2 separate regions of the Homo sapiens genome follow, and region 1 is linked to region 2. A link is a contact called in ENCODE Hi-C or POLR2A ChIA-PET data. All regions are on one chromosome and are shown on one strand. The core of a region is the stretch at or near the end of the contact, and the rest is flanking DNA. Distances in the headings are between cores, read along the strand shown. Region 1 holds the start of EFHD2 (EF-hand domain family member D2). Region 2 overlaps ARHGEF19 (Rho guanine nucleotide exchange factor 19).

Region 1 (2,700 bases), core at 91-2,590, 800 kb after region 2:
GGGGTCCCTGTGGGGAGGGAAGGGGATATACGGAGTGGGGAGGAGAGATGGGGGGCCTTGCGACAGAAGCAGGGGAGCGGTGACTGCAAGCTGCTGGGTGCACGGGGGTGGGGCGGGCAGGAGCGGGAGGGAGGCCTTCCAAACCCGGAGGGGACTCGGCCCACAGGGACGACTGGAGTGAGGTTTACACCAGAGGGGCAACAGGGGCCGAGGGGTCCCTTCCTAAGGAGACCACTTGTGAGTGAAGGATTTGGGTCCTGGCTAATGAGTGGGTGGGGATGGAAAGGGCAAGTCTTTGCCCCCAGTTTGCTGGTAGACGCTAAGTAACTGGAGAGGAAGTTGGGGGGATCCCTGCCCAGAACCCACCTTGAGGGAGACCTGAGATCGCAGAGGAAACGAAAAGACCTTAAGGGAGGGAATGTGGTTGGCATGTGGTGTCGAGGGGCACTGGGGTGGGTATCTTTGGCCAGCGTGTGTTGGGGTGGGGGTGGGGAACGCGAGTAGCTGGGATCGGGGAAGGAAGGCCGCTGGGTCCTCAGCCTCGGTGTGTGCGGTGTGGGGTGGTGGAGAAGCCCCACTAACAGCGCGGAGGGCCCGGGACCCACACGTGTGGTGGTGGGGGTGGGGCTCGCGGGGCCTGGCGATTATCTGGAAGGAAGCCTGGGGTCCCCCACTCTGTGGACGCGTCTATGGTGTACCGGAGGCAGCACAAATACGAGTCTCCGCCGCGTGCCAGGGGCCGGGGGTCCCCCAGACTAACGTGCGCGGTGAGATGCCGGGTCTCGATCTGGAAGGGGCCGCCGGGTCCCCAACCCCGGTGCGTCTGGGTTCGGGGAAGCTTGGCTGACGGCAGGCTCCCGGGGCGGAGCGGGATCCGGGGATCGGGGGGTTCGGGGCCCGAGACCGGGTCGCGGGGCGGGCGGGGGGCCGGGTCGCGCGGGCACTTACTGCTTGAACATCTTCTCCATGTCCTTGATCTGCTTCCTGGAGAACTCCTTGAACTCGGTGTAGGGGTTGAAGACGCGGCGGCTGGGCGACTGGGGCTCGCCGATGCCCTGGTTGAGGTCTGCGCGCCGCAGCAGCTTGGCGCTCAGCTCGCAGTCCGCGCTGCCCAGCGCCTCGGCCGCCTCGTCGGGTGCCCCCGCCGCCGCCGCCGCTGCCCCGTTCAGCCCGGGCTGCTCCGGGGTCTCGCCGCCGCCCTCGCCCTCCATCTGCAGCCGCCGGCTCAGCTTGGTGGCCAGCTCGTCCGTGGCCATGGTGGCCCGCGCGGCACTCGCCTTGGCCGGGCCCCTGCTCTCAGCGCAGCGCCGCCGGCCGCGCTCTTCCTCTTCCTGACACTCCCCGGGCCAGGCACCGCCCCCGAAGGTGGGACTTGGGCCCTGGCGGGGACCGCGCGCCCCGCCCCCGCCCCCGGGCCCGCGCGGCGTGCGCGTGATCGCTCCCGGCCGCCGGGGGTCGAGTGTACTCTGCGCGCCCCGCCCGCCGTCGTCTGCCCCCCGCGAGGCTGGGGAGCGCGGCCGAAAGCCATGCCCCTCTTCGTGCCCACTGTAGCAGCTGAGCGGGAGGGGTCCTGCTGGGGGCCGGGGCCGGGCGGGAAAGAAGAGGGCTCCTCCCCCGCGGCTTGGGTGAGGAGCGGGGCTTGCCGGGGGGCGGGGAAGCGAGGGGGGGCGCCGCCCCACCCCCTTCTCCGGAATCCCCACGCCGTGAAGTCATAATCCTGTGTCTGTGACACCCTGTCGGTTGCTATGGAAACGACTCGCTGTTAAACACTGGCGTTCTCAATGAGGGTTGCAGGGGTTCCGAGGCGGACCTGGGGAGCAGAAACCCCTGTTTAGGGTGAACCGTGGCGGGCGCCGATGGCCTCTTGGAAGAGGACAGACTAGCAGCTGCGAGGGAGATGGGACTGGGTTTCACCCCTGAAAGGGCCCCTGGAGACAGCGGGTGAGGGACAGGGGAAGGGGCTGGTGGTCCTCTCTCCCGAGGCCCCGCACCATCACACGGATGACTTGGCACAATAGCTGCTGGGCCAGTGTTGTCGCCTGTGACTGTACTTTAGGGAAACTGACAGGGAGATCATGATGTCGCCATTTTGATGGGGTCCCCAGAGGAGAGATGTCCTCCCCAACGGCTCCTGGACAGGACTGGGGAAAGAGTTCAGATAAGTATCTCTGTGGTCTGGGCTGTCACCTTACAACTGCACAACTCTGGACCTCCAGCATCAGAACCACTGGGGCCTAGGTTAATAATACAGATTTTCAGGCTCCAATTTGGACAGACGAAACTGATCTCTGGGGTGGGACCCAGGAATCTACGTGTAAACAAGCACCCAGGGGAGTTCTGCTCACTGAAATTTGAGAATCCCTGATTTAGAAGGAGGACTATGCTCTGTGCATGTTCTCTGAAATGTTGGGTCAATCAGGACCTGTCTACTGAAACTGCTCCAACCAGCCAAGGTGCAGAGAAAAGATGCGTGCAGGGCCGAAAACCAGGGTGCTCTGGAGGCAGGGAGCCCTCGAGAATGTAAAGCCAGCAAGCTGTTACAGAGTGATTTGCACAGAACAGACACTCAGTTGATATTTGTCAATTTGCTGTGTTTAAGAACCTTGCTGAATTAATTTAAAAGGTATTTTTAAAAGAATGAAATTGAGGAAAAAACCTTCAAGGTTCAGAAAATGTGAAGTTCTCATTTACTTGTTTATG
Region 2 (2,700 bases), core at 161-2,660:
TGAGCGGAGGCGCTTCTCGGCATCGGAGCTGATGACCCGGCTGCACTCTTCTCTGCGCCTGGGGCGGAATTCAGCAGCCCGGGCACTCATCTCTGGGTCAGGCACCGGAGCAGCCCGGGAAGGTACCAGCTCCTCCCATGGGCCCTGAGGGCAGCCAGATGCCGGGTGGGGGTGGGGGTGGGCGATGCCCACTCACCGGCCGCCTGAGGCCGTCAGGGTGCCTGGGCCGGGGCCCAGGCCCCAGGCCCACTCTCTGGACCCCCCACCCTCAGTTCTCGCCCTCTCCAGGGAAAGCATCTGGAATGGAGGCTCGAAGTGTAGAGATGAGCGGGGACCGGGTGTCGCGGCCAGCCCCTGGTGACTCACGAGAGGGCGATTGGTCCGAGCCCAGGTACCACCTCCCGTTTGGGCTTGGGTCCGAGACAGGGTGCAGGCGAACTAGGGCCGTGACGCTCTCTCTTTCCTAGGCTAGACACACAGGAAGAGCCGCCTTTGGGGTCCAGGAGCACCAACGAGCGGCGCCAGTCTCGATTCCTCCTTAACTGTACGTGGGAGGGGGGTCCCTGGGAGGAGGTAACGGAGGAAGGGGCTGCGGTGTGGAAACGGGGAAAAGAGGGTTTGGAGAGTTGAGAGGTAGGGATCGAGTGAGAAACGGAGAATGGAACTGTCGGTATCTAGCACTCAGTAGGTGCTCAATTTGTTTATGGAATGAATGAATGAATGAATGAATTCACTGTGTCCAGATATCCGAACCGCGGCAAAGGTTAAGTGACGCGGGCTCTTGAGGGAACCGAGGAAAAGCCGGGCAGGGGCTGGCGGGCGCCCCACGCTCTCCCCCGCCCGTCTTTCCCCCAGCCGTCCTCTATCAGGAATACAGCGACGTGGCCAGCGCCCGCGAACTGCGGCGGCAGCAGCGCGAGGAGGAGGGCCCGGGGGACGAGGCCGAGGGCGCAGAGGAGGGGCCGGGGCCGCCGCGGGCCAACCTCTCCCCCAGCAGCTCCTTCCGGGCGCAGCGCTCGGCGCGAGGCTCCACCTTCTCGCTGTGGCAGGATATCCCCGACGTACGCGGCAGCGGCGTCCTGGCCACGCTGAGCCTGCGGGACTGCAAGCTGCAGGAGGTGGGCGCGCGCGGGGACCCGGCGGGGCGGGGGCGGGCCGGGGAGTACGCGGTCCGGGGACTTAGCGGGAACCGGGCCATAGAGGGAGGGGGACACACAAAGGGGGTTGCTGGCGCGACTGTCCGCGCGGAAGGTTGGCTCTAGGACCTGACTACACGAGGCCGTCTGGAAGCGAGGACAGCAAGCCGCTGAGCGAGAGGCGAGGGGAGCCGGGCTTGGGTGCGGGTAGGGGGCGGAGCCAGCGGGACGAAACCTAGGATAGGACAGGGCCGGATGAGGAGCGGAACCATTGGAAGAGCAAACGCCTGGTGGGCGCGGAACAAGGCGGGGCCAGGATCAGGGGCGGGACCTGGGGGGTGGGCGGGGCTCTGGGAAGAACGCGTCGGGGCGGGGCTTAGGAGAGGGGCGGGATCGAGGACAGGAAAGGCTTGCACAATTTCCCGCGGCGGGACGTGGGTCGCCGGGCCCGCCCGGCGCCAGATTAGGAGTGGGGCTAGAGAAGGGGCGAGGACGCGAGGTGTGGCGTCCTGGGGTCTGGGGATGTGAGGCCAGGGCCTCCGAGGTGAACTGGTCCTGCCCTTTCGACCCCGTGTGTGCCCTCCCTCAGGCCAAGTTTGAGCTGATCACCTCCGAGGCCTCCTACATCCACAGCCTGTCGGTGGCTGTGGGCCACTTCTTAGGCTCTGCCGAGCTGAGCGAGTGTCTGGGGGCGCAGGACAAGCAGTGGCTGTTTTCCAAACTGCCCGAGGTCAAGAGCACCAGCGAGAGGTGAAGAAGTGGTCTGGCCTGGCCCGGGGTGGGGACGGAGCCAGTGGTTGGCCAGCTCCCAGATCTGGGGTCTCCATCCTGGCTCTGACTCCTCAGGTTCCTGCAGGACCTGGAGCAGCGGCTGGAGGCAGATGTGCTGCGCTTCAGCGTGTGCGACGTGGTGCTGGACCACTGCCCGGCCTTCCGCAGAGTCTACCTGCCCTATGTCACCAACCAGGCCTACCAGGAGCGCACCTACCAGCGCCTGCTGTAGGGCTGGGGGCTCTGAAAGGGGCGGGGGCGTGGAGGGAGTCTCAGGCAGGTGTAGGCACTGAGGGCTGGGTGACGTAAGGTGACTCTGGGAGGGGAGGGGTCCCTGAAAAGGTCTCTGTGACCAGGATAAGGTGAGATGCAACCCCAAAGGGCAGTAAGGATGTGCTGAGAAGCCCCCTGAGGACCCCGTGGATGGCCAGGGTTGTGGATCCCAGGAATTCAGGCCTACCTGTGATTCCAGAGTCCTCCCCATTTTCCAGCCTGGAGAACCCCAGGTTCCCTGGCATCCTGGCTCGCCTGGAGGAGTCTCCTGTGTGCCAGCGTCTGCCCCTTACCTCCTTCCTTATCCTGCCCTTCCAGAGGATCACCCGCCTCAAGATGTTGGTGGAGGTACCTCGAGGGGACAGGCCACAGTGAGGGCTGGGCGAGGGAGATACACCTGTGGGCGGGCCGGGTCTCGGGAGTATGAGGACTGCCTCATTGTGCTGATCCCACCTTCCAGAACATCCTGAAGCGGACAGCACAGGGCTCTGAAGACGAAGACATGGCCACCAAGGCCTTC

What was found. A loop is a pair of places that touch in the nucleus more often than their neighbours do. ChIA-PET counts read pairs that join two places held with the same protein, here RNA polymerase II (POLR2A). Pooled maps may share reads with other maps.
Region 1: a loop to region 2 is called in a pooled map, with 12 times the contacts of the local background. The contact joins the promoter of EFHD2 here to the enhancer-like site in region 2. A Hi-C loop is called at or near these places in 1 of 168 maps with a recorded cell type or tissue (CD8-positive, alpha-beta T cell) and 6 of 50 pooled maps. POLR2A ChIA-PET finds 5 or more read pairs at or near these places in 1 of 52 experiments (activated T-cell).

Annotation. Positions count from the first base shown.
Region 1 is chr1:15,408,528-15,411,227 of GRCh38, reverse strand. It overlaps EFHD2 (EF-hand domain family member D2), which reads right to left and starts at 1,340. Exons shown (of 4, transcript NM_024329.6): 1 at 949-1,340. The coding sequence starts at 1,256. All of the region lies in intron 1 of EFHD2-AS1 (EFHD2 antisense RNA 1), which reads left to right. RefSeq lists an enhancer at 718-1,580 and a silencer at 1,093-1,692.
Region 2 is chr1:16,205,366-16,208,065 of GRCh38, reverse strand. ARHGEF19 (Rho guanine nucleotide exchange factor 19) reads left to right here. Exons shown (of 16, transcript NM_153213.5): 3 at 1-122; 4 at 289-391; 5 at 468-544; 6 at 856-1,118; 7 at 1,726-1,886; 8 at 1,983-2,135; 9 at 2,399-2,528; 10 at 2,641-2,700. Among named protein-coding and RNA genes, the nearest start is that of ARHGEF19, 5.9 kb to the left of the region's middle. RefSeq lists an enhancer at 1-774 and silencers at 821-1,270, 1,471-1,540. Within about 2 kb of position 1,410, at least 39 of the 41 ENCODE cell types and tissues checked have a DNase peak (open chromatin) inside an H3K27ac peak, as active enhancers do; they include CD8-positive, alpha-beta T cell, where a contact is called at or near this core.